2 separate regions of the Mus musculus genome follow, and region 1 is linked to region 2. A link is a loop called in an ENCODE intact Hi-C map of the cell type or tissue named here. Cell type or tissue: left cerebral cortex. All regions are shown on one strand. Each heading gives the region's core, and the rest is flanking DNA. Links, peaks and the distances in the headings are about the cores only. Region 1 has its middle 280 kb from the start of Ythdf3. Region 2 holds the start of Gm42187 (a long non-coding RNA gene).

Region 1 (16,684 bases), core at 4,571-12,570, 1.4 Mb after region 2:
GGTTTTTGGGTGTGTTGGGGTGTCCTGGACTGGACAAAGTGGGAGTGCTGGGTTCTGATGATGGTGAGTGGTCTTGGTTCCTGTTAGTAAGATTCCTACGTTTACCTTTCACCATCTGGTAATCTCTGGAGTTAGTAGTTATATTTGACTCTGTTTAGAGATTGTTCTTCTGGTGATTCTGTTACTGTCTATCAGCAGACCTGGGAGACAGATTCTCTCCTCTGAGTTTCAGTGCTCAGAGCACTCTCTGCTGGCAAGCTCTCTTACAGGGAAGGTGTACCGAAGAAGAAGGCCCAAAACAGGGCCTTTCTCAGAAGCTGTGTTGCTTTGGCAGTTCCCAGAAGCTGTCAGCTTCTGTGGTGCAGACTCTCACCTGTGCAGACTAAATTCCTAAGTTCCAGGGAGTCCCGGAACCAAGATGGCGACCGCTGCTGCTGAGGCTGAGGCCACCTCCCAAGCCAGGCGGACACCTGTCCTCTGGTCTGGACGGTGGCCGGCTGTCTGCGGCCCACCAAGGGTGCTGCCTCAGCGGCTCTGTGCTTCCGCCTGTCCCAGAAGCTGTCTGGTTCTCTGGCGCACCCTCTCACCTGTTCAGACTAATTTCCTAAGTTCTCCCCACTTCCATCTTATAAAAAGTCTGAAAGTATCATCAGCCTCATAGTTCTATAATCAATTACAAATCTTTCACGTCATTACTACCACTTGTTAGAACAACAATTTTGCATTGCCAACAATGATAAATTGAAATATAATGTAGATTTACACAAAATGTCTTGTGTGAAAACTCTTCCTTTAACTCCATGTTGTTCTATACTTTTGTTAGGACTAAAAGAACATACAGAGTACTGAGGGATATGATTATTCATGATGTACATTATGATCTTTGTTCACACTAGAAAATTGCAGTCTGGTTGAAGTAGGATTTGAAATAATTAAGAAGCATGCAAAACTGTCTATAGCTGTTAATTTCTATATGTACTGTTAAATGTTTAATATTGAAATGCGTATTTCCTATCATAACTATTTGATGAAGTAATTTTACCTACTTTTATTTTATAGATTAGGAAAATGTGTTTAGAGAAGTCAGTAACTCTCTCATAAGCACCTAACTAGCTAGTAATGAAGTTTTGTTTCACATCAAGTCAAAATCTGAGCCTTAGTAATTAGTAAATTTTGATAAGTATCATTTGTAACCAAAGTCATTGGAGAAAGCAGAAAGCTGTACTTCTCTTTGATTTTAAGGTACCAAAATGTGGGTAGATAGAGAAATGAAGAAGCCATGGTTTTGAGCAGCAAATATCGAAATGTGATGGGGACAGCAGAATTCATTGCAGTAAACCAGAGTCTCCAGTGAGAACTATTATGTAAAGATGAAGGTACAAACTACGATTATAAAATGGGATTTCATGAATGCCAGGCTGGGAACATAAAACTTAAAGCTCTTGCTGTGTGAAGTCAAGAACAAAAACAAATTGAAAAAGTGTACATTAATACTTTCTTTTTATATCCACTGTCTTTTTGACAACATGAAGAATTCTAGCAGCTGTTGTAAAGGACATTACGACTTTAACTGTGAGGACAGAAACTTTTCCTCCCTTGTTTATGGCCTATAGCTTGTAGGTAGGCACAGAGATGCTTCCTAGCTGCTAACATATATGAATGTAGTAAACATTTCAAGGAAATTTTCTTAGAGCCTTTATTCTTTTATACAAATGTATAAAGTGTGTTTTAAACACGAGTTATGTCTTCTTTGTATGGGAATGTGACTTGCTTTCTCTGTGAAAATTTTACATCAAAAATGAATCTGAAAAAGGACAGATAGGGATCGACATTTAGAATGCATTCCTTATGATGACTGCTATGTTATTTTTATTGCTGTAACTAATCAGTATGACCAAAAAGCAAATTGGAGAAAGAGTTTAGTCTGCTTACACTTTCTCCTTGGTGTTCATCACCAAAAAACGTGAGGACAGGCACTCAAGCAGGCCCAGAACCTGAAACTACAAAGGATGTTTTTACTGACTTGCTCCTCAGGGCTTACTCAGCCTGCTGTCTTACAGAAAATAGGACCGCCAGCCAAGGGATGGCATTACACATGGGCTAGGTCCTGCCCCATTGATCACTAATTTAGAAACTGCCTTACTGCTGGATTTCATGAAGCATTACCTCAACTTAGACTCCTTACTCCTTGATGACGCTAGCTTGTGTCAAGTTGACACCAAACCAGCCAGTACAACTGTTCGAATTCAGCTTCCAAAATCCTTTAGTCTTGTCTTCACAGGATGGTTGAGCTCAATTGCACACTAGAAATACCAAAAACTAACCAGGACGTTGCCAAGAAACTGAGGGTAAGTGAAACAAAACAGATCTGTCTTCATGCAGTTTCTGTACTTTGAGGAGAGAGACATATGTCAACTACATTTAGGGTCTTTTGTTGCTGTTTGGTTTGGGTTTGGTTTGAGTTTTCCCATACCTGTGACAATACTTTTGACAAAAGCAAGGGAGAGAGGATTTATTTCAGTTCATGCTTTTAGAATTTAAGCTCAGTCCATGTTGGCAAGAGTTCATGCAAGCAGGCAGCAGAGAACACTCTTGGAACTCTAGGCAGCTATAACCTTAAAAGGCATGCCCACCCACTACTTCTTCCAGCCACGTCCCACCTCATAAAGGCTTAGTAGTCTTCAAAATAGTACCACAAGATGTAGACCAAGTGCTCAAAACATGAGCCTTTGTGGCTCATTACTCATTCAAGTCATTGCACTAACTAACTAACTAACTGTACATATATATATATATATATATATATATATATATATATATATATATGGATATTGGTGATGATGTCAAGTACAAATTCAGAGCAATTCTCTTCCATGTAACAAGTAAATTAAATTAAAATCTGTTTTGGTTTTGTTTGCCATGGGGCTTGAAATGAAATCCTGGAATCCTTGTGAACATGATCTCTGTGTCTACAGCCTAAGGCAAGCTGTTTAATTTGTTTACCTTTCATTTTTCCCGTATTAAAAATGCAAGTGACAGTGCATGAGGAGGTTTATGAGGGAGGGAAAGTGAGATAACGTATCTGGAAACACTTAGCAGTCGCCAAAAAATATTAAATACCAAAACATATTGGTTATTGCTAGTCTTAAAACAGTGTCTCATAGTAATCTGCATTCCTCATGCTAGATGATACAGCATATGATTAATCAAATAGTCCTTAAAGACAGCAATGTCAACAATGATTTGTGCTTGTAATAAATGTTTACTAGCCCACTCTAGGAAACTCACTAGTTAATACTCTGGAGGTAGGACAAAAAGATGCAGTTAAAATTGAGTAAGAGAAATTGTAAGATGACTTTCAACCAACATTGTTATTAGGTAGACTTACAAGGATGTGAGCTAGGCATTCTGAATCTGGCTGTGGATCTGGGAGCAGAAGGAAAGGTTAGATGAAGGCAGAAGAGAAGAGTGATCCAAAAAGCACATATCAACCACACACACCTGACTCTGAGCAATGTTGGTTTGTGTATCAGAAGAAACAACCATGACAACAACTCAAAAAGATGTCACAGACTGCCCCTGTTCAGGGCACTATGAGAGTGATCATCCTGGGCTACTTGAGTTCATCTTCAAAATAACAATAGGCACAGACATATAAACAATCCTGAGCCCCAAGTCCTTAAATGATCTACTTGTCATAGATACCTACATGTATATCACCTGAAAAAAAAAATGTGTCAGCTGCTAATAACATTTGCTTCTTTTCCAGAGGACTGTAGTTCAGTTCCCAGAAACCATCATGGGTAATTTATAACTCTGAGGATCTGATATTCCTATAACTACAGCTCTAATGCTTCCCACGTCATGTTCTCACTTCCGCAGTCACATGTAATCATATTCACAAAGTCAGATAGTGATACATATTTTTATAATGTAAATATAAAAACGTAAATGTGTATAAAAACCTGCACACAATTCTATTTATAAAGGGTAAAAGAAAACAGCACCTGAGATGCCCTTGAACTTGTGTCTAAGGAGAGATAGTGATAAATGTGAGCAACAACAGGGGGTGATGGGGTGAAGAAACAACAAAAGCATGATGTTCTATAGAGGAGGGCATAAGTGAAAAGTGAAAATCCACCATGCTTTGAAGCTATGGGACACTCTTAGAAGGTGGAGACAGGAACAATTCAGTCATCACCAGAGCTTTGGTAAGCTGGATGAACAGATATAAGAAAGAGGATTTATTAAAGTACCTGAGATTGCTCTTCATGATGTTGCAAGAAGGGACACATGTCATTCTACATTTGTCAGAACTCAGAAGTCGAGTAATACCAAATGAGGAGCCTAAAGTGAGTGATGACCTTTCAGTAATGATGCTGCATGAATAGCAGTGAGGGATTAAAATAAATGTCTCACTGTTTGGGGGTGTTTGTAGTGGGGGAGACGGGTAAAAAAAGATGAAAGTAGGTACTGTCTGCCAAATTGATCCATAAACCTAAAACTGCACAAATACATACACACATTTACTCTAAAAAAATAATAAGCTTTATTGCCTGGAAACTGCAAATGGTCAATGAGAAAAGTCAGGCTTTTCCTTCGGACTTTCTTATCACAGCGCTGTTTTCTGTTTATGAAACAACTATTTCTAAGGGATTAAAATGAAATTCAGAATCAAAGATGTTTGAAGTTTCCAAGTAATTGAATGATACTTATGTGTGGAGAGCATGATTCAAAATTGCAAGGCAGCTTTTAATCAGGGTATCTTCACATGAGCAGAACCCGGTGCAACAAGGACTTTGCACTGTGCTTCACGGCCCCAAGCTCACAAGCATTTCAGATCCTTTATCTGGCTAAAAGGCTGTTCCTCTTTGCCTACTGTTCATGATGCATAAGGCTCCACAGACTGTCCTAATCCTTTACACAGGTAAGATCTGCACATAGATTCTGATAAACTACAAGATCTTTGAACTGCCTATAGAGTCTGGACACCTTTACAGCTAAAATGTGGGGCTGTGGGTGTGTGGGAAAGAGGGGAATGGGAAAGAACCCGAGTCCTACCAGAGTTCTGGTGCTCTGAGTGGGCAGACACGGGAAGACTGCGCACACTTGCCACACAGCCTCAGGTGGGCATCTGGCTGTGTTAAGCCACTGACACCACACAGCGGGTGGTGGACAAGGGGCAGCCCCAGGTACCAGGTTCTCAATCTCCAGCATCCATAGGATACATAGGAGGAGCTGAGAAAAGAATAGGGGCCCTGGGGCAGCACTCTGCCCTGCAGATAAGAGAAGACAGGGCAGACAGAGAGGGTGGGGCTGGGTGGTTCCCACACAGGCGAGAATCCTTGGTCAGGTCCATAGCTGGAGCACAGGAAGGCCTTCAGGAGGCCTCTTAGATTCTGCTAGTTAGGAGAAATCATATCCCATCGTTCAAGCACAGTGGCCCTTCATGATCAGAGACAATCTATGGTTTTAGAACTTTATTGTAGAAAGACATGGGGAAAGAGACAAGGTAGAAAGAGAGAGGGAGAGGCCAGCCATGGCCATGTGGAGAGAAGGGGGAAGAGAGAGAGAGAAGGAAGGCTAGAGAGTAAGAGAGGTAAAAGCTTAGAGAGAGAGAGGTGGCGCCAAGCAGCCCCTCTTATAGTGGGCTGGGCTATCTTGTTGTTGCTAGGTAACTGTGGGGAGGAGTCTAGCCAGAATGCCAGAAGCTTGGGACATTGTCTATGTGACTGATAGCCACATGCTTTTCTTTGGGGGCTGTGGTGGCAGTAACTTCGACAGAAGCCAGGGGTCCAGGAGACACAATCAAAAGCCTTCAGTTCCATGTTGGTGGAAATTACCACCCACTGAGTCCCACCAGGGTTCAAGACCTAAGCTCAACTGGAGACCAGGCTGTCTGTGCATAGCCCATTGCCCCACAGTAAAGTATTGTAACTGACCTTTCAATGACCTCTACATGGCAGCCCAGCCTCATCTATTTATCAGGTGAAGGGTGTAAAGGTAATGTCACAAAACTCTCGGTGTCCCAGTACCTGCAAAAGTGCACAGTTCCAGCAATCAACAATCTATGATTCCAAGGATTCTGATGCTAAGCTTAAAGACTAGAAATCAAAAGGGTAGCTAATATTTGTTTAGATATCTATGTGTATAGCAGTGCTCTGATTATAGTTCAAGTAGTAACTCATTTTGCCTATACACACACACACACACACACACACACACACACACACACACACACACCTTGAAAGGAAAGTTGAACAACTGTTCCCATTTTGAAGATGAGAAAATGAATATACACAAAGGTTAACTAACTTATCATGGTCTTCTGGAAATGGAGAAAATCCACAAACGATGTTCAAGCTGCATCCATTTATAATGCATTTACCTGCTCACACTCAGTGCACTAAGATTTAAGAATAAAGATACAGGTGTTAGCAGGATAAGTTGACTGTTTTCAGGAAAACCCCATGATTTGAAATACTCTGGGAAAGAGAAGAGGTATCTAAGGGTTTTGTTCAGTTCACACATCTCTTTTTTACAAGCATCCAGTCTAAAGGCAGCGAGAACATGAAAGAATTTCAGTTTACTAGGTTACATGGCTCAGGACCCAGTTTCATGGAGAAGTACACTGGAATTGTTATTTGTGACCTATAGATTCCCAGGCCCAGGTCTGCATTGTAAAGGAGATGTTAGAGCAATCACCAGAAGAGTGGTTCTCAAAGTGGCTTCCCCATCTGAAGCATCAACATTGCCTGAGGACTTCAGAGAATTGTGCATCCTCTGGCCTCATCTCAGATGTGCTGCACAGAGTGGACGGTAATGGTGGAGTCTACTATGTGTGTCTGGACAAAGAAGTATGCCAAGTGACTCTGTTTTAGAACAGAATTTAAGAACCACTACCCTATAGGGTCTCCATATTCAATCGTCCTCCTCTTTTCCAAGATTGTCTTCTTGATATCAATATGTGGCCTTCTGTGAAGCTCCTGAGCTTTCCAATTCTGAGACACACCCACTTGGGATAGTGACATGTGAATGGATGGGAAGACCTGGGCTTGGGGTTTTTGTTGTTGTTTGTTTGTTTGATATATATATCAATATATCAAGAATGCTTATCGTCATTGTCATCGTAGAGTTTGTCCTCCTCCTCTTCCTTCTCTTCCTCCTCCCCCTCCCTCTTCTCTTTCTCCTCCTTTTCGTCCTCCCTCCGCCTCCTCTCCCTTTTTTCTTCCTTTAAATATGTCAGTGGAAAACAAAACCATTATGCCAAATTCTTTGAAGTCCGGAAATATGATTCTACTCAAACCCTAATTTTTGGAGCAGCCTTGTCTCTAGCACGGAGAAATACCAGCTAAATCAAATAAGCAAAAGCATTTCTGACTTCATTATCCCCAGAGGCGCTTTGAGAAGCTAGCAAAGTAACCTCACAGGAACTTCAGAATTTTTCTTTCCTCCGATTTCCATGTGGATAGCATGTTAAACAGCGATGCAAGCGATTGTTTTCAGTCTCAAGTCCTCCACGTCACAAGACAAAGATGTTGCAGATGCATTTTGCCCGGTTATGCAGTAGCTTCTGAAGCCAATTCTAAAGGCAATTGTGTTCCTCACACGCCCTCTTGTGGCTGCTCTTGGGTAATGCAGTCAGGAAGGCCCTCAAAACCTTTTTTTTTTTCCCTCCAATTTTTTTATTAGGTATTTACTTCATTTACATTTCAAATGCTATCCCCAAAGTCCCCTATACCCCGCCCCGCTCCCCAACCCACCCACTCCCACTTCTTGGCCCTGGTGTTTCCCCAGTACTGGGGCATATAAAGTTTGCAAGACCAAAGGGCCTCTCTTCCCAATGATGGCCGACTAGGCCATCTTCTGCTACATATGCAGCTAGAGACAAGAGCTCTGGGGGTGCTGGTTAGTTCATATTGTTGTTCCACCTCTAGGGTTGCAGGCCCCTTCAGCTCCTAAACCACTTTTTCTTATTAAAGCTTCACTTAGGGAATTAAATATCTAAGAATTCAATATTTCGAAAGTTTATTTGTTCATAAATTATGTGTTCCTTGGTACTAGAAGAATCTGTTGAGCTATACTTTCAAAAAATGTTGGCAGATACGAACCAACTAATTCTGTTCTTTAAGAAAAGTAGAAAGTAAAATATGTGTCTTTTTTTTTTCAAAGTACAATGAAGGAAGCTGCAAGTATACAAAAGAAAACAAACTGATTTTTTCTAGTACTGTGTTTCCATGAGAAGCAAAACAAAAGATTTTATGTCAGCAATGGGATTATAGAGCAGTAAAAAGCTGTGTGTGTGTGTGTGTGTGTGTGTGTTTGTGTACAGGTGTGTATGTCTCTGTTTGGTTGTGTACAGGTGTGTATCTGTGTCTGACTGTGTACAGGTGTGTGTGTGTGTGTGTGTGTATGTGTGTGTGCCTTTGAATTCACTGACATTAGTTATATTTATTAGGGTTCTATCAGTAATCATAAATTACTTCATACTGTTGGTACATTTGAAAATCAATGTTCCCTACTGGATCCTACACTGAACTGGGATTTCATCATGACATTCCATGGCTAGGCAGAAAGGAACTTGAGACTCCCCTCCTCCCAACCACTGTTATTCTGCTGAAGTGTGCTTCTCCTTCCCCACTCACCTAAGGGCTGGGGAGCTCCCAGCCCGTTTTGCTGGTGAGTGTGAGACCGAGCATGGTGATTCATCTGCAGCTTCACTTCTCCACTTTCATGAACAAGTCTGCCGAAGGCTATATACACTCCTCATAGAAACAGGACCTAACTCACTGCTCAGTGTGCTCTAGATAATCACTTCTACAAATAGATATCAATGAAAGTTTAATAATGGGAAGATTGCATTAATTATTCAGTTTTTCTAATTTTCCACAAATAAAAAGGGGATCATATGATGCTAGCCAAAAATTTCCAGCACAAGAAAATACACAGGTGGGTGAGGGATTAAGAGGCACATAAGATCTGGAGCAGCATGTCTTACCTTGGGCACTGCTTACTGTTTGAATTGGTCATTTATTGATGTGTTGTTGTTTAATGAACATGTGGTATCCTGCAGCAGCTAGGTACAAGTTGTGCTACCCCCAAGTAACAACAAAAATAGAAAATTGTTCAAGGGACTTTGCCGACAACATCGCCCCCAGGTGAAAACCATTGATTTGGAGGAGGGGTTTTGCTAGAGAAACTGTTAGATATTTCGGTGAATGAACAAAAAGGAAATGGAAACCATCTGATTCTGGAGCACTGTGCATGAGGAAGAGCAGAGAGAAAGGGTTTGGAGCTTGGCAATATCAAAATGCAAATCCTGTGATGTGACCTCAGGCATCTTCAATTTATACACAATTACTGTAGGTCTTAAAAATAACACTATCAATATAACAATCCATAACATTAGTTGTAGTAATATGTAAATTTTTTATAATTTTATTATTACTACAAAATATGTTGTGAACTAGTCAATATACTAAATTCTTTAATTTAATTTAATTTAACAACACTAGTAGACAGAGTCTTTTTCACCCAGACGTTTCCAGAAATAAGGCATAATGTCTTTGCAATCCTTTCAAAGATTCCGTTGAACCAGGTGATGTGTCAGGTGGAAAAAGTCCTGACCTTGAAGTTCTCTGAGAGTGGTGTCATCTGCTGGGAAACTGCCCAGAAGTGAGAGACAGCATTGGACATAGGGCAGAAGACTGGTAATCTTTGACCTTTAAACTCTCTAACTATGGTGAATGCTGAAACTGCTGGTTTCTTAAAAATGTGTGAACTTTCTTACTTATTTTGAGGTTAACACCTTATAGCAGGGAATTATGTAAAGAGGTCCTTATGAACCCATAAGGGTTTATTTGTTTTGTTTTGTTTTTCTCTACAGGAATTTGCCTGTGCTCTATAGCTGGGAGTTTATTTAACTCTTTTTGTCAGCTAAAGAAAGTCACTTGCAGGAAGAAAAAAAGGACACTTAAAATGGACACTTTGAAAAGATATTCTAATCTTTATTTCTAAGAAAAAAATTAGGGGAGGGAGAATCCATTAAACTGTCTAAATCACTCTTCTGTGAGTTCTCTAAGTTCCTAGTTGTTCCTTCTTAGTTCTTAGTTGTGGGAACTAAAAGGGGGGCAGGGGGGAAGAGAGGATAACCCATGTGGCCAGAGTTTCTCCTAGGCTCTGGGCAGGTGGACGTGGGAGGGCTTCCAGATGCTTTCCACTTGGCCCTGGGTGGGCATCTAAGCCACTGACCCACTCGACAGGCGTGGACAAGGGGCAGCCCCTGACTGGGGACCCAGGGCCAACACCCTGTAGCCCCGGAGTTATGGGAGAGAGGGCTGAGGGAGAGAAGTTCCCACACAGGCAAGAGTAAGCACAATGGGCCTTGATGAACAGACAGTCTATGGTTTTAGAACTTTATTGAAGAAAGGCAGGGGGAAAGAGAAAAGGTAAAAGAGAAAGAGACTGGCCATAGCCAAGAGGAGAAAATAGGGAAAAGGAGAGAGAGAGAAGAAAGGCTAGAGAGAAAGAGGGAGAGAGAGTAAGAGAGTGAGAGGACAGAGGAGAGTAAGGGGAGTAAGAGCAAGATAGTGAGGAGAGGCCAAACAGCCCCTCTTAAGGTATGCTGTTATCTTTACTGTTACTAGGTAGTTGGGGAGGAGTTTAGCCTGAAGGTCAGAAGCTTGGGACATTGTCTACATAACTACTAACCATGCTTCTCTTGTGGTGGCTGAGGGGGTGGTAACTTCCACAAGAGCCAGGGTTCCAGGAGACATGAGAGAACTCCTTCCATCCCATGTAGGTGAACTCTCACCACCAGGTCTTGGGGTTCAACATCTAGACTCAGCTGGAAACCAGGCTGTCTGTACATAGCACAATGCCCCACACTTAGTTCCTTTTTTATCTATATTACTTTATAATCTTTATTATTATTATTATTACTATTATTATTATTATTATTTACATTTCAGATTTTATTCCCCCACCTTGGTCCACCCTCTTGACTGTTCCACATCCCATAACACCTCCCCATCCCCTGTCTCCATGAGGATGTTAACATCCTCCCCGACCCCCACCCCACCTGACCTCTAAAATCTCTGGGGTTGCCAGTCTCTTGAAGGTTAGGTGCATCATCTCTGGTTGAACACAGACCCAACAGTCCTCTGCTGTATATGCATTGAGGGCCTCATATTATCTGGTATATGCTGCCTTTTTTGATGGTCCAGTGTTTAAGAGATCTCGGGGATCCAGATTAATTGAGACTGCTGGTGCTCCTACAGGGTCACCCTCCTCCTCAACTTCTTTCAGCTTTTCCCTAGTTCAACAACCGGGGTGAGCAGCTTCTGACTATTGTTTGGGTGCAAATATCTCATTCAGCTGCTTGTTGGGTCTTCTGCAGGGCAGTCATGCTAAGTCCCTTTTTGGTAGCACTTCATAGCCTCAGTAAGAATGTCAGGCCTTGGAACCTCCCCTTGAGTTGGATTCCAGTTTGGGCCTGTTGCTAGACCTCCTTTTCCTCAGGATCCTCTCCATTATCATCCCTGCAGTTCTTTCAGACAGGAATAATTATGGGTCAGAGGTTTGACTGGGAGGCAACCCTCACCCTCATTTGATGCCCTGTCTTCCTGCTGGAGGTGGGCTCTATAAGTTACCTCTCCCTGCTGTCAGGCATTTCATCTCAGGTCCCTCCCTTTGAGTCCTGAGAGTCTCTTACCTCCCAGGTCTCTGGTGCATTCTGGAGGGTTCTGCCAACCTCCTACCTTCCGAGATTGCATGTTTTCGTTCTTTCTACAGGCCCTCAGGGCTTCAGTCCTTTTGCTTACCCATTACTAGATAAAATTCCCCTCTACTCCCCACCACTTTCCCTCCCTCCCTCCCTCCCTCTCTTCTTCCCTCCCTCCCAACTTGTGATTGCTTTCTTTTCCCTCCCAAGTGAGACTGAGGTATCCTCTCTTGGGCCCATCAGCTTGTTATCCTTTTTGAGTTCTGAGGACTGTATCTTGGGTATTCTGTACATTTTGTTCTTTTCTTTTCTTTTCTTTTTAAATATTTTTTGGCTAATATCCACATACTAGTGAGTACATACTATTCATGTCCTTTTGGGTCTGTGTTACCACACTCAGGATATTTTCTAGTTCCATTCATTTGCCTGCAAAACTCAGGATGTCTTCGTTCTTAATAGCTGAGTAGGATTCCATTGTGTAAATGAACCACATTTTCTATATCCATTCTTCTGTCATATGATAGCTGGGTTGTTTCCAGCTTCTGGCTATGACAAATAAGGCCACTATGAACATAGTGGAACATGTGCCCCATTTGTGACATGGTGACATGGTGGTACACCTTTTGTGTATATTCCCAAGAGTGGTGTTGCTGGGTCTTCAGGTAGATCTATTTCCAATTTTCTGAGGCACCTCCAGATTGATTTCCAGAAAGGTTGTACCACTTTCCAATTCCACCAGCAATGGATGAGTGTTCCTCTTTCTCCATATCCCAACTAACATGTGTTGTCACCTGAGGTTTTGATCTTAGACATTCTGATGGGTATAAGGTGGAATCTTAGGGTCATTTTGATTTGCATTTCTCTGATCACTAAGGACTTTGAATATTTCTTTAGGTGTTTCTCAGCCATTTGCGATTCCTCTGCTGTGAATTCTCAGTTTAGTTCTATACCCTGTTTTTTGATTAGGTTGTTTGGGTTTTTGTTGGTTAGCTTCTTGATTTCTTTATATACTTTGGATATTAGCCCTCTATTGGACTTGGGGTTAGTGAAGATTTTTTCTAATCTGTAGGTTGCCGATTTGTCTTATTGACTGTATCCTTTGCCTTACAGAAGCTTTCCAGTTTCATGAGGTCCCATTTATCAATTCTTAATCTTAGAGGGTGAGCCATTGGAGTTCTGTTTAGGAAATTTCCCCGTGTGCCAATGAGTTCAAGGCTCTTTTCCACTTTCTCTTATACTAGATACAGTGTATCTGGTTTTATGTTGAGGTACTTGATCCACTTGGACTTGAGCATTGTGGAAGGTGACAAATATGGGTCTATTTTTGTTTCTTATATATTTTCTCAGAATGTATGAATACATGGCATCTAACTCAGAAGTTCACTATGAGTTTAAACATAAATTCGAATCATAAATTGAATAGGAAGTTTACAACATAGATATTTATATGTGTTTTCATACCTAGACATCTATTTTGTGTCACTAATTCTTCAGGTTCATTGAAAGTTAAAAACCATAATTTGTGTGACTAAGTTGGCATTGAGACTTTGTTGTAGATAGACCCAGTCTTTTTCTTCCTGGGGCTGGAGAGGTAGCTAAGATGTATAAGAAAGAATATTACTCTTGCAAAGGACCTAAGCTCAGTTTCCAATACCCATGTTGGCCAACTCTCAATCATGTGAAACTCTAGCTCCAGAAAATCTGATTCCCTCTTCTGGACTCCATGGTTATCTTGACCCATATATACATTGATATACAGGCACACACACACACACACACACACACACACACACACACACACACATCTAATTAAGAATAAAACAAAATATTTTAAAATTATATTTTTCCCCTAGAATCCAGGGAAATTATTCAGCAGCTAAGAATATACACTGTTCTTGTATCTATAATGAGCAACGTATTACTACTTCTAGCTCCAATGCCAGGCAGCCAATGCTCACTTCTACTTTGCCTAGGCACTAGATATGCATGTGGATTTATATATATTGTTATATAACATTATTATACATCCATATATTAAACTCATACAGGTACACAAATACTAAATAAATAAATAAATAAATAATCAAAATGAAATACTACTCATTTTCTAAAATATTCTTATTCTAATCTCTTCATATTTTGTATTTCTTCCTTTCTAGTATTATGGAGCCCTAGTTTCAAAATGGTAAGCTCAGAGCAGGATGAAAACATATGATTTTAAAGATTTTACCATTGCCACTGCCTATATATATATATATATATATATATATATATATATATATATATTTCACTAATATATTTTAATGAAGACATACGGAATCATCAGTTCTTGGCTCTTTTACCAATAAAACATAAGTTCATATGATTCAGATGAAAACTCTACACTCATGGTGGTGCCAGTGCTGGATTCAAGACCCTGGGACATCAGAATCCACCTCAGTTGGGCATCTCATAACAAAGAAGTCTGATATTCTGTGAACATTGACTGATTTTTTTTTCACTAACCAATAATTTCTCTTTGACTTATTTACTGTTTGATACTTTTTCAATTTTCAGTATCTAGGGAATTTGACCACCACCAAACAGTATAGAATTGTGGTTAAAACAACCAGTTAAAACAAAAAGTTAGTTTATTTCAGCAAACTATATGCTGAATGTAAGGTATTAGGTTAGGTACTCAATAAATACAAAATCATATTATATAGCTTTTGGTTCAAATCACACATAGCCATACTGTTCTAAAACTATCAAGCTAACATGATTAAGGACAATGGCACAGAGGAAAAAAAAACATGACTGACTCATTTAAAAAAATATTACATAAATAAAAAACTGCGCTGCCAGCACTTTGTAGAGTTCTGGGGAAGCTACAATAGGGAAAGTTAGGACTCTTGGGACAGCAAGGACCTTGTGGGCTTTTGAAGACTGGGACACTCACATATGTAGTCAGCTGATAATTTAAACAACAGAGATTCATTCCTCCAACAGATTTGGAGCCAGCTTTCTGCCAAGCCTTCGCTGGGAAGTACTACAAAATTAATCAGGTTGAGTTGCCTGTTGCTCCACAGGCCAGAATCATTGCAGATTGTTTGGGAAGAATAATGGTTTAGAGAGTGCACAGAGCACTAAAATAACTGGAGAAGTCTATTGCCAGATTTTCCCTGTCCAATCACATTAGAGAAGTGGGAGACCTGTGATTGGACAGGGAAAGGGAGGCAGAGCTAAGAGTGGGAGGGAGAAAGAGCATCTGAGAGTAGGAGAAGAAGAACCATAGCAGCAAAAGTGTACCCGCATGGCGTTTTCCATCCACGAGTATCTATGATTTCACAAGGTTAGAAATAGTGGGATTAAGCTTTTATCATTATCAATTGGCTCTGCAATTATTGTAATGGTATCTTGTAAATTGTGATATTATTGATACATAAATCTGGCTGGTTAATTAAGCACTAAGAGTCTGATTTTGCCTGGTTACTGGGTATTGTGTTATCAAACCACGAGAATGATGGATCTATTTGTTTACTGGAGTGTAGTACGGCTGGTTACAGGGGATTATAGCAGAGAGGGAACTAGTGGCTCGTGGGACAACTGAGCCAGATGTTGCAGAGGCTAGCCACTGAGATTTAGCAAGCCAGGAAGAGTGGAAGCATGGACAGCGTGGAGAGTTGGCAGGTTTTTGGTTTTTTAAATATTTCCTACAATAGAAGTCTTCTTGAATAATAATGAGACTTGACTTTGTTCTTCAACAAACAATATAGAATACCATTAAATTAATTCTCCAAGACAGCAATAAACAAAGACATTCATCTCTTATTAGCTGCAAAGACATCCAAAGAAAAACATAATTACACATTTTAATGTATGCTTTCATATTCTTATCAACCTTGGCAGTGTTGGAAGCTTGGTATTTCTATTTCATTTACTTTAGAAAACTAAGCTAAAAGTAACCTCAAATTTGAAAACATTCCTTATAAGGATTCTGTAAAATTATGGTAAAAAGCCAAAGTCCTGAATATAGCTAAGGTTGAGTTGGTTTCCTTTCAATGGTTTTTCAATGTCTCGATTTTCAGACCTTAAAATCTTAGACTTTTCAATAAAGCAGAGGATATTTGGCACAGAGAAATGATTCTCTGTAACTAAAGTAACAAAAGGAGAAGGCTGATAGTAGACTTCCAGAGTACAACTGCTACCAGTCATCTTTAGCATAGTTAAGTAAGCAATCCAAAGAAAAATAAAATAAATTTATTTTGAATTCCTAACACAATCACTATGAAAGACCTGGTTAGATCAAACTGCCCCCCCCCCACTTCTTTTAGTAATGGTTCATTGTGCTAATAAGAATCCCAGCAACCAGCCCCCTCTCCCACTGAAGAACACCTTTCCACAATATAATTTACATGGTATTAGAAACTATCGTTTTATCTGCAAACTAAACAAGATGGAATTATGTCAGCTCAAGTCTCTATAGACAAGGTATGTCAAAAAGATAAATTACATAATTTACATTTGCATACCTTTGCATTTTTAATATTGTTAAACTCTTTGCATTTCTAATCATAGTTGCATTTTAAATATTGAATTCATTTTTAATTTCAGTGGTAAAATGACATGATAAATTAGGAAAAGATGGACACGGGACATGTTCAGAGCCTCTGCTTTTGCCTCTGCTGCAATAGAAGACATTTTCCTTCCCATGACACCCAAGTACCAAAAGCTAATCTCTACTGGTTATTCATTTGGTACATCTTAGTGTTTCTAGAAATAATTCTTCTGCTCTCTTCTTCAAACAAATTATATATCTCTGTTCCACCACTATGCCACATCTTGCTAACAAAAACAGTGGTTGGTCTGTGTCAACATAACCCCTTGCCATGAGAACAATATGCCCCAGAGAGGGGCTATTTCTGCAGTTATGATATAGAAATGAGGTAGGGCTGCAAATGGCCTACAGAATAAAGTAGATAT
Region 2 (16,684 bases), core at 4,162-12,161:
TAAAGGGAGAAGACCTTCTCTAAATGTAGGCAACACAATTGTTACACTGGTGGTACAAATGGGATATAAGAAAATGGTAAAAATGAAGGTTGTACCCTGCATAGATATTCTTTCCCTGTTTCCTAACACGCCACGAAGTGAACAGCTTCCTCCCAGTGTTCCTGCCACCAAGATGTTCTACCTCACCATTGTACAAATATACTGATACCTCTGGAGGCAGGAACCAAAATAATTCCTTTCTTTCAAAGGTTATTTCTGCTGCATGTCTTGTTGCAGCCATGAAAAAAGTAATACTTTAATTGACTGGCACAAAATCTAATGTCCACTGCTATTCTGTGTACAATTACCTGGTTAAGTAAGTTAATAATGATTCTCTTGCTGAGCATAGTAGACGTGATTAACAAATATTATGGTAGTACTTGTAAACTACAAGGTTTGATTCAAGTGTTAGAGCATGTACCATATGGCTCTCCCAAGGGTATGAACAACCCCTTCTTGAAAAATCACTGTAATTCTTCAGTGTTCTTTATCAGAACTGCCACGGCATATTTTCCCTTTATTATTTCCTTGGTAAAAAGCAAGGTCTTTCTTCCTTAAAACCCTACAAAGTTCAAGAAATGTAGAAGAAAAGCTAACTTTACTTTTTTTTTCCTTTTCCATTTTTTATTAGGTATTTAGCTCATTTACATTTCCAATGCTATACCAAAAGTCCCCCATACCCACCCACCCCCACTCCCCTACCCACCCACTCCCCCTTTTTGGCCCTGGCGTTCCCCTGTACTGGGGCATATAAAGTTTGCGTGTCCAATGGGCCTCTCTTTCCAGTGATGGCCGACTAGGCCATCTTTTGATACATATGCAGCTAGAGTCAAGAGCTCCGGGGTACTGGTTAGTTCATAATGTCGTTCCACCTATAGGGTTGCAGATCCCTTTAGCTCCTTGGGTACTTTCTCTAGCTCCTCCATTGGGAGCCCTGTGATCCATCCATTAGCTGACTGTGAGCATCCACTTCTGTGTTTGCTAGGCCCTGGCATAGTCTCACAAGAGACAGCTACATCTGGGTCCTTTCAATAAAATCTTGCTAGTGTATGCAATGGTGTCAGCGTTTGGGTGCTGATTATGGGGTGGATCCCTGGATACGGCAGTCTCTACATGGACCATCCTTTCATCTCAGCTCCAAACTTGGTCTCTGTAACTCCTTCCAAGGGTGTTTTGTTCCCACTTCTAAGGAGGGGCATAGTGTCCACACTTCAGTCTTCATTTTTCTTGAGTTTCATGTGTTTAGGAAATTGTATCTTATATCTTGGGTATCCTAAGTTTTGGGCTAATATCCACTTATCAGTGAGTACATATGGTGTGAGTTCCTTTGTGAATGTGTTACCTCACTCAGGATGATGCCCTCCAGGTCCATCCATTTGGCTAGGAATTTCATAAATTCATTCTTTTTAATAGCTGAGTAGTACTCCATTGTGTAAATGTACCACATTTTCTGTATCCATTCCTCTGTTGAGGGGCATCTGGGTTCTTTCCAGCATCTGGCTATTATAAATAAGGCTGCTATGAACATAGTGGAGCATGTGTCCTTCTTACCAGTCCTATCAGATCACAAAATAAATAACTTTACTTTTTATTGTAACCTTTTCCAGAGTCTTTCCCGGTCTCTCTGGCTTCTTGCCAGAAAGGAGTCTATAGGAGTGAGTTAGAACTTGAGTTTGATTAAGACCAAAGTGTTCATTTGTAAGCCTCCTTTTAGACATTTATAAGAAGCTAAAGTACCTGACAGCAGTCTCATGATTCTACAATGGACCACAGTGAATTTGCATACTTTAAGAAAAGCATTCATTACTATTGGTATCCTCTTGCCCAGCATCAGTTGTGTAAGGTAATGAGCAGAGTATCTACTTAAAGCATCCAGTTGCAACTAAGTGGGTTAAGTTAGTAAGTGACAAGGGACTGAGTGACTATGGGGACTGGGATTTAGATGTCCTCAGATCATGGGCTTGATCCCACCTGGGAGTGCAACTTAATGACTACTTGAGAAAATTTTAAGGATGGAAATGACTTATGGCACATTTGTCCTCTACTTTGGCAGTTCCCCAAGCCTGGATTGTGGGTCTCTGTCAGTACTAAAGACTATGAAGATCCCTGAGGCCAACAAAGCTGTCATAAACATATCAAGATGTTACAGGACTCTTTCTACAAGTTTGACATTTGTACTAATGATGCAAAATTAAAATCATATGAGTCAAAAGACTGGCAGTGGCCTCTAACTTATTCGTTATTTGCTATTTCTTCAACACCCCACCTTTTGACAAAGGGAAAATAAAAAAAAACATTGGATTTACTGGAAAATGGTTTTAATGAGAGTGTAGCAAGTTATCATTTTATAAAATCTAGACCTATGAATACACAGGCCATTACATTTTACTGAGAGAATGACAGGAACATTATCTGTATTCAGATTTGCATAACTGGCATACAATTTCTTAAAAGCACAAAAGCAGGTGTCTTCTTCTTTAAGGAAAGAACTTTACAAGTCTTTATTACCACTGATAAAATTGAACCTTTCAAATTAGGATTAGGCATTATGCGAACTTGAATTCACCACCATAAGAATGACAGCTTTCCAGTACATGAAAAACTAATCATGTGTGAAAGGTGATCTTATTAACAAGTGTTATTTTAATTTCCAGTTAAATTAGAACATTTCACAAGTACAGATAAGTCGATGAACCAATATTTTCCTAAAGACGAAAACATGAAGATTCAAAACAATTTTAGACTTAGAATTGATCCCTAATTTTAAGGAATTCCTTTTGATGGGTTTTTGGTACACTCTCAAAGAATATTGAAATTACCTATAGTGTCTGTTACAACATACTGTTGTTTCTAATGTACAGTGGGGTAAGGTTGGATTTTCTTCATATACTTCCACCCAAACTACATCTCAAAACAGATCAATGAGGGAGACAGACATGAGCATTCTGCTGTCTTCTATTAATCCAGACACCAAAAGACATTTGTTAAAGTATATAATAATGCCAAACTTGTCACAAAATGCAGATATTTTTAGAAAACCTTGATATTTGTTTTAATATGTTGTGGTTTTATGATACATTTTAATGATATACAGTTTCAATTTCTTCTGTGATAGACTTTGATAGATATAATTTATATTCATAAACAGTGTTTGACATATTCAATTGTTAAGGGTTTACAGGAATGCTGAAAGCAAAAGTGATATATCTATCTATTCATTTGTCTATCAAAACCCCGAATATTAAGCAGGCATGAAATCCATTCAGCTCTTTTAATTTTAATGAGTCTGTTTTAGCATCTTAAATACTGAGTGCAGAAAAACATACAAGTGACTAGAAAGCAACAAAGATATTCGTTGTAAAAATAAAAATATCAAGAGAAGAAGCATCGTAGCTTTTATTCAAAAATCCTTTGTGTGAATGAGTTCAAAGTTCAAAGTTAAAGTACAGTTTTGCAGCATGCAGTTTTAAAAAACAAACCAAGCTAAACCAGCTAAGCACAAGCAACTGAGGTCTTGTCTGCCCCCATAGTTCCGTTGGCTAGTTTGCTGGCAAGCCTCTCACATTTCCCAGGCCATTTAGCCCCTGAGGCTAGCCTGCACCTGATAAAATGATAGCACTAGAGACTTGTAATAACCAGTCGGATCCATAACAGTAAATCTCCAACCCCAAAATGCCTCCACAAAGAACACAAAACTCAAGCTGCACACCTAGACTGGGCAAATGTACCTTACAGTGCTTATTGCCCATCTATGAAATGCCTAGCTACTTGTGGCTCTTCCAGACCACGTGGGGAAGCTCTATCTTCTCCTGATTCCATCTTCTCTCTCTCTCTCTCTCTCTCTCTCTCTCTCTCTCTCTCTCTCTCTCTCTCTCTCTCTGTGTGTGTGTGTGTGTGTGTGTGTGTGTGTGTGTGTGTGTCACCTCTCTAAAACTTTCTGTGGGAAGCCGATAAATGCCATTACAAGATGGCACTGGTTTCAACAAGCTGACGCCCATGAATATGGGTAAACAACCAATGTGCGCATGTGCATAAGAGTTTGTGCTGAGTCATGGCCTGGCCCTAGGCATGTAAATGATGTACTGAAAGCATAACCAATCGGGTGTAGACACGCCTCTCCTAGGCCTATATAAGCAGCACCAGGATCTTTCCCCTTCACAATCAAGCTCTCCCAATAAACCTGTGCAGAAGAATCCTGTTGTGGCATCTCACTTGCTGGTGAGTCGGGCATCTACAACTTTCAGCTCCACTTTTCCCTTCTACTGCCCAATCACAGACCTATATTTTACCAGTTAAAAATGGAGAAGGTTCACATGAAATCACCTCAGTAAGTGACTCTCTCCTGGTCTGAGACAGCCCTTTTGTGAGAAGCAGAATTAGCATTAAAATACAAACAGCACCAAGGCAATCCAGAGCACAGTTTTATCTGTGTTCATATTGCTTTCTCATCATGGTAATGCTAAGAAGTCCTAGGTACAACAATTTCTGAGAATTGTTTGTTCTTTCCTAAAGGTTTTGGGGTAATTGGAACAAAATGTCTATATAGTGAATTCTATGACTCGTTTGATATGTGTGTGTATATGTATGTATGTATATATATATATATGTATATACACATACAAATATATATACCCTAAAGAGTCACCTGGCAGATCTCAGTGGCTGTGTTTGTAGTTCCTTCATATTTATGCTGGGCATCTTTGCAAGCTCAGGGCATTCAAGATAGCAGCCTCCTCACATATGTGCTCAGTCCCCAGACTCCCTTTTTTTTTTTTGCCTTGAGCTCTCTTTCCCCCTGATGAGTCCATAAGTTTCTGGCCAAAGGGCAGAGAACACATATGGCCCAGTGTCCTGTGTGAGACTGTTAAAAAAGGCACTGCATGGTTTTCAGATGTGTTGATAGACACAGATCCATTGATCAGGATGACAACTTTGATATTCCACCTTTCCAAGGGCTTTTCTTCCTAACTTGTCTCTCTGGCTTCTTGAGAGCCTCTCCCAATCAATTGTGTTCTAATGGTGCAGAAACCTCTTTGCACTTACACAAGGGTAAACTCATGTAAGGCATCCAGCTTTTTCCTCAGATCCTCATATAAGCTATTAAAACCATACAAATGTGGAGCAATATAGAGCTGTGTTTTTTATATGTACTGTTATTATTTAAATGTACTGTTTTTATTGTTATCTTTGGTAGTGCTGGGTAATCAAACAGAGCCTTCTACATGCTAGGCAACTTTCTATCATGTATCCACATCTAGATATGATACTTACAGGTTCCATCCAATATGGGTTCGTTTATGCCATTTTAGAAACTGAATCTCAAAGACCGTATTTCTTGGTAATGGTAATACCATGACAGTGTGACTTTGAGTAATAGATGCTTCAATCTAATACAGTAAAGATGGAATGATGTCAAAGAGGGCCTTTTTATGATTATGCACAAACTAAAGTCTCTGAAATAGAGATGGTCTATAAAGCACTTACATAATACTAAGGCAAGATTCTCTGAGTCAAGTGATAACTTTAAATAATGGAGTATCTTTTCATCACTCTAAACTATGATCAATTTTAAAGAAAGATTTTATTCCTGCAATGATGCTCACTCATAGAAGAATTCTGTATGTTGGTTTAGGGGGTGAACTCTACAGCAAGATAGGCACATAGTATGTACTGAAGATTTCCTGGGTAGTGTGTTTGGTATGTCTGAAGTATACAAACATATTGAAGAAGATATAAACAAAGTCTATTCAATTATCAAGACACCAACCTGCAAATAACTTTGCATGGGGAAATACACAAAAGGACCAGTAATTGTTTATCTAAAAGAAGGAAGGTGAAGGTCTGAACTGCTGTGAAATAGCAGATACAGTATCTTATGAATGAGAATTCTGTTGAGCTCTGAGTAGAACCAGCATGAAAAATTAACAATGTTCAAAAAGAAAGAGTCAGATAGTTTTAATAAATAGACTATATCTGAGCATGCTGTGATTGGTCCCCAGGATGCGAAGGTGCTTATCTATGGATGTATTTAAATAGTTCTTACCTTACTTTCTTTATGGAAGCCTCTATGTTATGGATTCTGCACGCATGGTAATGGAGTTTAAATCTTTACAGACATCTTCCAGACCTCTGATTCTTTGACCTAGTACATTATGTGTTTCTGATAACAGTGTGCATGTTTGCAGCACATGACTTTTCAGTGGTGTGTTTCCACCAAGGTCTCTCACCCCTCTGCCTTTCATTATGCTATTAACTTTCTCACATTTCTAGCTTTTTAGCTAGAGTTGTCTTCAACTTCTTTCCTCTCTTTTCTCTTTTTCTCCCCAAATCTAAGTGTTCAAAGTTCTGTCTGTCCTACCTCTGAGGTTTCTCATATACCTTCAGTCCTACAGAGATAGTCTCCCCATCAGATATGAAAGTCCATCTTCTCTCCGTTACAATCCATTATATTTTCCAGCAGATTATGTTTGGTCCTTCCATTAACTTTCCCAAAGGACTACTCTAGCAAATTTTTTCTTGATTATTTACAAATTTTCACAGTTTCCTTGGACTTCTACACTCTAACTTTGATGAATAAATATATGACTGGTTATCAACACTTGTTCATAATGTAGGCAAATTGATTACTTGTTGGCCCATTATGTTAACAGTTCCATTACAGAATTACGTTATCTCCCTTTTATCTCCTCTGACACATAATAAAGTTAGACAACTCCATTTTCGGTTGCTGTGGCATAATACTTGAGAATAATATCTTTATAAGAATAGTTTATAGCAGAAAGGGTTTATTTAGCTCATAATTTAGAAGGCTGAAAGTCAGCATGGAAAGGCTATATTAGGTTGACCTCTTGAAAAAAATCACCCTGGCTGGATTGTAGCTTGGGGTAAGGCATAAAGAAAGTTGGTTTCATGGGGGAATGGAGACAAGTGAGCCTGACTGTCACTTAATAACCACCTTCTATTGTGAGACATAACTCAATATATGACAACAGCTGATTCATCGCTCTGATGGCAGTGACCCAATAATCTAGTTATCCACTCTAGGCTCCATCTTCGGAAAGATTCTGTCTTCTCAACACCATGATATTGAGGGTCAAACTTTGAAAATATGGACCTGTGTGGGGTACTCAAATATACCCAAACCATTAGACACTCTTCACTGCATAAGCAATGTGACAGTGCTTTAAAACAGCTGCTTCTCTCCTATCCACGTGACTTGCTGGGCTTTCTTTGGCCTCTAAAATCCAAGAATACTTACATCCTTTTCTATCATGTCAGCTTCCATGGATAAACACTATCTAAGTTTCATGGTGGAACACTATCTGTTATTAAAATAAAATAACATTTTATAACATTTGGATTATAATTCCTTGGGAATGGAGACTATGGCCTCATTGCCCTGTGTACATTGCTTCTCACCCAGTAGTTTGGTGATGGATATTTAAGGAACTAATCATTGGCTAAATAGGTGAACAAATATCAAATGCATTTAATTCTTAATGTCCCTTATAAAGATAATGTGAGAGAGAATAATGCAGTGTGGTGGGGGTTGATTTCTTACTTTCCTTGGATGGCTCTGACCATCACTCAACTAGCTAGTTAGCAAGTTTATTGCCCCCAAAAGGAATGTAGTGATGGCATCTGCTTAACAACAAAATGTCAACAACTAACCAGGGGCTGGGAAAATAACTTCATGGTAAGAACACTCACTGTGCATGCACAAAGACAGAGTTCAGTTTCTGAACACCTACGTGAGAAGCCATATGGCCCTGGGTGTCTGTTACCCCAGCACTAGGAGGGGTAACAGGAACTAGAGGATTGTATGGGCTTGTTGGCTCACAGGTAACCTGTAAAAATTGGCAACCTCTAATGTCAGGGTTCAATGAGAGACCTTGTTTCAAGGGAATAAAACAAAAAATGTGATAAATCAGGATGTATGTCCAACTCCTCTGGCCTCTTTGGGTGTAGTCATGCATTCTCACACATACTGTGTACATACATGTATATGCTGCACATATATATACCACATGGGTCCATGTATCTCATGTGTACCGAGAGAGAGAGAGAGAGATGGGGGGGGGAGGGAGGGGAGGGGAGGAGAGGAGAGGAGAAGTGCACTTTAATCAAATTCAAGGAACCCACAAACCTTTAATGTTTTAATTTTCTCACAGGTATCTAGAGATAGGTTCACACCCCACCTGAGTTCCTGTGCAGGAGGTAAACACTCTAGAAAGACCCAGGGTATGCTGGACCCATTGGTTTCTTGAATTTATCACTCTACAGAGGCTAGATTCCCAAGTAAGTCTTTATGTACACAGCCTTTGACAATTAACCGAAAGTCTAAGGAGAAAGTAACCCTAAAGATGAGTGTGGGTTTTCACATCTGTGACTTTACTATTCTATCTCTTAATGATGATGAAGAAATAATTTCGAGTTCCAGGCAAGAATTTGGTTTCCATCTTGCTATGTAACTCAATTAAAAATCATTTTCTCAAAGTCTGGGGAAAATTTAATAATCCATCATTTTTCCTATCTTTGTGTTTAATATACAAGGGATTTTCCCTGAATATTTAGTAGATATTGGGTCTCAATGCTGAATATTTTACTTGCAGATTATATACGGGTGTGTGTAAGTTTTTCTATTTATTTGTCTTTATAACTTTAAATTATATAGCATAATTATTACCAGGTTGCAATTAGCTTTGTCGGTATCATTATTAGTGATATCGAAGAATTGTATTGTAAATTCTAAGACGGAATTAAACTTTTTTACTGATGATTTTTACTGCCACTAGATGGCAGTAGAGGCTAAGCTAGGAAATGAGAAACCTGCATAAAAGTTTGCCATGCCCACATCTTGAACAAAAGATTCTTATACATTCTCAGGATGGAAGATTTTCAATAGTCAAGGAAAGGCAGTAGTTATAAATGTAATTTTGCTATTTAGTTTTATCATATTCATAGGCAGACAATTTCAAGGAAAACACTGTCCAGTCTCAATATTCATTATAAAGCAACGTTGTTTTCAATCAACTTGAAAAAAAAAAGTATAAAATGTCTATATTCACGAAAACCTTCATAAATATTGCTAATACAATTCAATTCCAAAGTCATGTCCTTGTGTTGAATTTTCCAAGCAGTTCACTCCCCAAGCCCTTCTTCCTAAATTACTCTCATGCCAAGACTATTTGAATGTTATTTCCTCTCCAGTCCTTTGATAGATGGCAGGCAAAATCTCAGCAGTGGCAGCTGTGTTGACATGAACATTTGAATGTCAGCACCCTGTGTGTACACTACCCAGCTTCGATTTCCCACTTCCTCACGTCCTTTGCTCACCTCAAGCCAACAGGATCTAATGTGAGAACCATATGCTAGAGTGAAGTCTATACAAGGACAAACCTTCACCTAGTCACAAATGACTTCCCAATTCCCCAAGAGTCTTTGTAATTGTCATCTAAGGGATGCTGCCGCCTTAGTCTAGGAAAGCTGAAGTGAACAACTATGCACAACCCATAGAAAGAGACCACACCTACATATTTTCTCTCATCTCTATCCTGAGCACTTTAACTGGGTTAACCAGTTTGCCCCTTAATATCATCTGATCTTTGCTCTGCATTTTTTTGAACCCTATGGTCTTCTGAACACAAGGCTCCATTGTCTCTCTACCAATATAAACAGCATTTCCTTACCATCCAGATTCATTTTCTCAAGACCTATGCCTACTTTCCACAGTTCTGTCCCTGACAATCTTGTCTTTCTGTGGAGAAGGGGTACTGATTCATATAACACTTAAATTATATTATAGAATTCAAAGTTAGCTGGGAAGGAAAGGAGGAAGAGAGGAAAGAAATAAAGAGAGAAGGACACCTTAGGAGGTACTGTATGCAGCAGGCAATGTTCCCTCTTCATTGGGCTTATGTCTTTATGGAAAGTAGAGTCTGATAAAGAAAATCCGGATATTTTCTAGGACAGTCAAAGCCATTAGTACTGGTCTAGCCTGTTCTTAGATATAAAATGTCTTCCCGTGGAAAGATAGTAAACTTGAGGGGGAAAAGAGTGTCGAACGAGGAAACAGTACCTGAAATGGTTCAGGAGAATATGTGACATGGAAGGGAAAATGGCACAGAATCTTGCTCTCCTGAAGGAGCAGAGACAGTAAGGGTGTTGCTTATCACAGAGCAGCGGGTGTCTCGGATCTAGCACAGAGGTAGTTTTATATGAACCCTATGTTCTGATAATTAGTTACAGACAGACGTGCAATAAGACCAATGAGTCAGATATTGCACTGGTCCATGCAGAGAGACATGACTAGGAGTATTGGATTACAGACGTCAGTCACCATATCAGGGTGCTGCGGCTCCACGCTCGGGTTCTCAGGTCTGTGTGACAAAGTGCTTTTAGCTGCTGATCCATCTCCTTCAGCATGCTTGGAAATTTTTATTCAGTTTTTATTTGGTTTTTGCTTGTTTGCTTGTTTATGTTTTGTTTTCCTTTGGATTTGAGACATGACTTCTTTGTGTAACCCGGACTGTCCTGAAACTGACTCTGTAGGCCAGGTTGGCCTTGAACTCACAGAGATCCACCTGTCTCTGCGTCCTGAATGCTGGGATTAAAGGCATGCACTACTGTTTCCCTGCTGGGAATTTTAATTCTTGAAAACATATATATTTTTTTAAATTTTTACTAGAAATACTCACTGGAAAACAGAAGAGAATCTATCAGGAATTGCAGATCTTTGAGAAGAGCAGCAATGGCATAGGACAGGAAGCCCATCTGACAGAGTAGCTTCAGAGAAGATGATTGCAGGACTGGGAAGGGACACCGGAGGGCATCCTCCTTAGAGAATCAATGAGAGAAGTTTTAAAAAGAACAAAGTGCATCATGCCCCAGAGGCTCCAAAGGTGTTACATTGAGATATGCATCAGACATTTTCAATATACCGTTGCAAAATAAAGCTAACATTTTTTATTTCATTAAAAATATTCCAGGAGAACAGCTGTGGAAGATGAGGAGACAAATACAAAGGTAAAGATAATGTTTTTAAGAAACGTAGATGGAGAGAATAGGGTGGCCAAGAGGAGAAGATTTAACAAAAAGATAAAAAAAAGTACTTGGATAAATGTAAAAAAAATTGTCAGGCAAAAGTCAATGTTGTGGACATGTCTATAAACGCCAGCATTCGGAGAGCTAAACAGAGTCGGGGGCCACAAGTCGGAGAAAGCCTGAAGAGCAAAGCCAGACCCTATCTCAAGTTAACAAAACAGGACAAAATAAAAACAAAATCCAAACTACCCAGCTCGTTAAAAAAAGGAAATCAAGAAAAGAAAAATCAGTTCTGAAAAAGACATAACACCCAGAATACAAACCGTGTGTGTGTGTGTGTGTGTGTGTGTGTGCATATGGAGAGCAGAGGACAGCCTTGGGTATTGTTCCTGAGGCACTATAGTCCTGCCCTAGAACTTGCCAGCTAGGCTGTGCTGGCCAGGTCCCAAGCCCCAGAGACCTATCATTCTTCACTTCTTCAGAGCTGAGATTATCACACGTAGGACCACATCCACTTGAGAATGGACCTCAGATCTGGGTGTTTGTGAACAGGTACTTTACCAGCTGCGCCATCTCAACAATGTAAGTTTGGTTTTGGTTTCAGGTTTTTTTGTTTGTTTTTGTTTCATTATTGTTGATTTGATAAGAAAGTGCAGATTACCTTTTCCTTAAAAGATAATGAGGTGGGATGAGGTGAGGACATAGATCGAAACTGGAAGAGAAAACAGAAAATCAGGCACCCAGCTTTATTGCTACAAATGTCCACAGTGGGTGCGTAGGTCTAGTTTTGAACCTAGATGGGCTGGTGTTGGCTTAGCAGTGTTTATCCTGTCAGGCATAACTATCTCATACAGCTGGTGTAAGGTCTACCACTGCCTCTGTACTCGGAAAAGCCTTGCTGACTTACCTCCCTTGAATTGTACATTGAAACCCATCCTAATTCTCATGATTTTGCTCATCTTACTGAGGGAAACTGGTTTGTCACTAGTTTACTGAGTGCCTGCTTTCTGCCTGCTTTGTTCCCACATCTAGGTATCAGAAGATACCCAAAGAGAAGCAGCCCGGTTCTCATAATATGTTATAGCATACAGAGAGAGAAAGCTAAGAATTCTACTCTTGCAAATAATCCTGGATGTAATGTGACAGTCACCATGAGGTAAAGTCATGCTGTGTTCTAAAAGCATTTAGGAGGAGGTCTGGCTGGTTGGTACAGTCTCAGGTTAGGGGAAAGTATTCCTTAAAAATTGGCTTTGGAGTTAAGTCATTGATGAGCAAATTAGTATTAGCTGGTGAGAAGGAGGGGAGAAAACGCATATCCAAAATGTTTAGGATGACTAAGAGAAAATAACATAGAAGAACATAAAACTAAGAGAAAGTAACACAGAAGAACATAACTAAGAGAAAATAACATAGAAGAACATTTTGAAGAGAGTTTTGAAGTAATGTTCAAATCTTAGCACAGTAGTTTCTAACTTAAAGCCTAAGAGACTTATATAATCACCCCAGGCCTCCTGGAATTCTGGTATTCTCTCTAAGAGGGTTTACTGGGAAACCCTATTAAGTTTCAGGTTGATGAATTCTTATTAAAGAATAAGAATAAGATTTCTTTACCACTCTTTAAGTGAAGTAAACAACTCCCATACCTAAAGCTCAGGGAATATTGCAGAAGACAGGGCCAGAAGAACAGGAAGATAAGAGGAGTTGCTGGGAATTGTGTCTCCTAGCAATGTCAGATGCTAACACCCGTAAAGCCTCACTAACATAAACTCCTAAACACAAGGTGACCCAGGACAACAATAGCTATGCCAAAGTAGACAGGACAAAGAGGCATCAACTCTACACAAGGAACTATAGAAATGGTGAGGGAGGAGACATAGTCTCCCCAGGAAAGAAAAAGCACATCAATTAGTTATCCAACACCAAATGCTCAGTCCTGCAAGCATACATACAATTAAGATTATACAGACCGAACATGTCATTCTTAGGCATATCTATTTATTTATATATGCATGTAACAACAACTTAATAAAATACAAAGGTATATATTTTCAAGAGAGGAAAAATGGAAAGGCATATTGAAGGATTTGGAGCGAGGAAATGGAAGGGGAAGAGGAAATCGTATAATCTTTTATAATCTTAAAAAAATAGAAGAAATTAAGAACATATACAAGAGAGAGAGAACTCTGTTTCTTTTTCTGTTGGCCTTCTGTTGTACAATGGAAAGTATCCCCAGAAAGAATTTACGGGAGTCAAATAGTTTGCCGTGTGTACCAAACTGGACTTTACCTTAATGATAGTTGACAAAGGACTGAAAATAAATCACCATTTCCTGAGCACCTGCCTTAGTGCTGGGAGCTGTCTGCAGGGCAGAAGTCTACTATAGGAAGTGAAAATTAGGACTACAAGTTTTACATTTAAGATAGAAATAGGAAACAGAAAGAGAGAAGATAGTTTCCACTTGTCTTCTGATATAATACTGGAAACTACTGACATTTGGCCCTGAATACACTTTATTGCTGGGTGCGGATCATATCTTCTATGTTGTAAGACATTTATAAGCACCCCGTGCCTCTTATTGCTAAATTCCAATAGTAGCCCATCCCCTAATCATGGCAATCAAAAATATTTCTAGGTGTTATCAAAGGCCTCCTCTGCAACTCATAGTTCCTAACAGTGTCCCAAAATGAGACAACTGCTTTACTGAGCACCACTAGGCATGGGAATGATAGTGACCACTTAAAAGAAAGAAGACAGTCCACACAATCAACTAAGTGGGGCTTATAGAGGTTCAGAGAGACTGAAGCGGCAATCACAGGGTCTGAGCTAGTACTTTTGTATGTATGTCCTGATTGTTTAGCTTGTGGTTCCTGTGGGATTCTTTGCAGTGGGGGTGGGGAGTATCTCTGACTATTTTGCCTGCTCTTGGGTCCGTTTTCCTCATACTAACTTGCCTGTCCAGCCTTGATATGTGGGTTTGTGCCTAGTCTTATTGCAACTTGTTATGGCATATTTGGTTGATATCCCTGGAAGACATGCTTTTTTTCTAAAGGGAAGGGAAGGAGCAGTGGACTTGGGGAACAAAGGAAAGAGCAGAAGTGCTGGGAAGAATGGAGGGAGGGGAGGGAGCAGAGGTTACTGTCAGGATATATTGTATGAGAAAAAACAAACAAAAGGAAGAAAGAGGTAATGAATTGCTGCAGTGGTGGTCAAAGATATTAGAGTTCTCTTCAGTCCTTACTTTTAGTGATGGTAGATTCTTCAACTGCTGCAAGCACTACATTATAAAGGACAAAGTCATTTTAAATCATTAGAGAGTTCTTTCTCTGTATGTAAAAAATGAAAAGGTGGGCGCCTGGACTGGACAACAACCTACAAGACTGAACCCAAGTGCGCTGGTTCAGTCTGTGTATTTTGCTCCCACACTGTCTGTCTAGCTGCTGTGTGACTATTGTGTAATTTTCAATGAAACAGATTCTGTGATTCCTTCCTCCGTAAGCAGTGACGGCTTGCTCTCTATACTTGAGGTCATGAAACTCAACCCCCTTTTATTGCTTGGCACCAATACAGTGGGCCCTCAACCTTCATTTTAACAATTATCTTACCAAAGAAAAGAAATCCATATAAAATTTGATTGTTAATGTAATCTCAGTTACTGTATAATATTGTATCTCATAGCCACAAAGACTATTTATTACATTTTATCCTGAAGCTCACATTATTTGCTCAGGATAAAATGTAAAAAAAAAAAACAAAAAAACAAAAAAGCAAAAACAAACAAACAAAAAAAAAACCTGTGGACTTCAAACTATCTGACAAGACTTGGAAGCATTGGGAAGGGATATGTTATATGCATATATATTCTGTGCTGAAGATGAAACCCAAAGCTGTTCATGTGCCAGAGAAGTGGTCTTTTCCCACATTTATCATTCCTATTTTTAACAAACATATATTTACAATTATAATTATATATTTATTATATTTAATTTGTATTTGATATTAATATTATTGTACTTTGTTTTTTGTACTTTGTCTTATGCACAGAAAACTTTAAGTTAATATATTAATAGATAAATAATATTTAATACAGACACACACAAGGAATCTATGTAAAGAGAGTAAGAGACTGTGGAGTACTCAGCTCTAAACCACACTCCTTTACCACATGCCCTCCCCCAAGGCTCGGGGATTATCACAGAATAGGCGCAGAAGTAGAAGTCATCTGAAGGGGAATAGTATTTGCTGAACACTGCAGAGCCATTGCACACATAAACTCCCAGTTGCTGTGGCTATGTGCATTAGACCTACACAAGATACTAGCGGCTAAAATCCCAGCACAGAAAGAGAAAAGGCTCAAGAAGCCCCTCTCCTGGCTGAGGAGCCATGTTGCAATTGACGGCTGCTGGTGTCATAATAATCAGGACTTTAAAGGGGAGAGATTGAGATTTGAATATTCATGCTTGAAATTCTCAAACAATAAAAAAAATGTAATTTTCAGGAAGTTAACAATATATAAAATCATTATGCCATCATTTTCCTTTTCCCTGTCATGCATTAAAAGGGAATTTAGCTATACAGAGCTCAGGGTTTAAGGTAGTAGGAGAGAGGCTACTGAACATATAGCCTCATCGTCCTTTTCTGCCAAACAAAGTCTGAAAAGTGAACACTGAGTGTTCCCTCTTAGCATTATATGGTGGCTTGAATGAGAATTGCCCCAGAAGCTCATATGCTTGAATACTTGATCTTCAGTTGGTGGAATTGTTTGGGAAGGATTAGAAGTGACTTTATTGGAGGTGTTACTGGGGACTAGTTTTGAAGTTCCAAAATACTCACTCCAATCCCAGGGTCCCTAAATCTGCTTCATGGCTATTTTCCAAGATATTAGCTCTCAGCTTCTGCTCCAGAACCATGCCTAACTGCTTCTATGCTCTCCACTACAATGGTCATGGACTTTAATCCTCTGAAACTGTCAACCAGAAATAAACACTTTCTTTTTAAAAAGATGTGCTATCACAGCAATAGAAATATAACTCAGTTCAATAATTTCTTCTTTAAAAAAACTAATTTTGAATAAATTGAAATAAAAGTTTCTATTTCAAACTAATAGAATAAAAAAAAAAGAAAATTCCAGAAAGAAATAGAAGATGGTCTCTTTGTTAATCTCATGAAGTAACATTATATGGTTTCCATCTTGGTAGATCAGAGGCTTCTCTAGTCTCAGTCTCCATATGAGCCAATATCCACAATGAGTCTCCTCCAACATATCACATATGTTCTACTGACTCTATCTTCCTGTATAGTTCTGATGCAGAACTCCCAGACATCCAGATGACCCGACAAAACACTTCACAAACCTAGGGTGTATAGTGGACTCCAGAATCACAGGACGTAACCTCTTGGAAAAAGAGATAGGTCAGGCCCTTTGGAACTCCCTCATCCTTTGTCATAAAACAAAAGTAAATTCCCAAAACAAACAAACACCCCCGGTCTTCTCAAAAATGTAGGCTATTGCATGAAGATGAAAATACAGAAGTGGATGCTCACAGTCATCTATTGGATGGAACACAGAATCCCCACCCCCAATGAAGGAGCTAGAGAAAGTACC

The links. Peaks named below come from ENCODE experiments on the same cell type or tissue, not always from the same donor. Only the 100,000 strongest peaks of a DNase experiment are listed, where the experiment ranks them.
Region 1: it touches region 2 in a loop (11-fold over the local background); 22 of 42 quality-filtered maps call a loop at or near these places.

What each region holds. Positions count from the first base shown.
Region 1 is chr3:16,457,485-16,474,168 of GRCm38, reverse strand. No RefSeq gene overlaps it. Among named protein-coding and RNA genes, the nearest start is that of Ythdf3, 280 kb to the right of the region's middle. In left cerebral cortex, for the core only: a CTCF peak has its summit at 7,617 (motif pointing left); DNase peaks (open chromatin) are centred at 7,024 and 7,561; H3K4me3 peaks cover 479 bases; H3K27ac peaks cover 387 bases.
Region 2 is chr3:17,817,057-17,833,740 of GRCm38, reverse strand. Gm42187 (a long non-coding RNA gene) reads right to left here and starts at 15,013. Exons shown (of 2, transcript XR_880675.3): 1 at 10,737-15,013. In left cerebral cortex, for the core only: CTCF peaks have their summits at 8,834 (motif pointing right) and 10,850 (motif pointing right); DNase peaks (open chromatin) are centred at 8,852 and 10,875.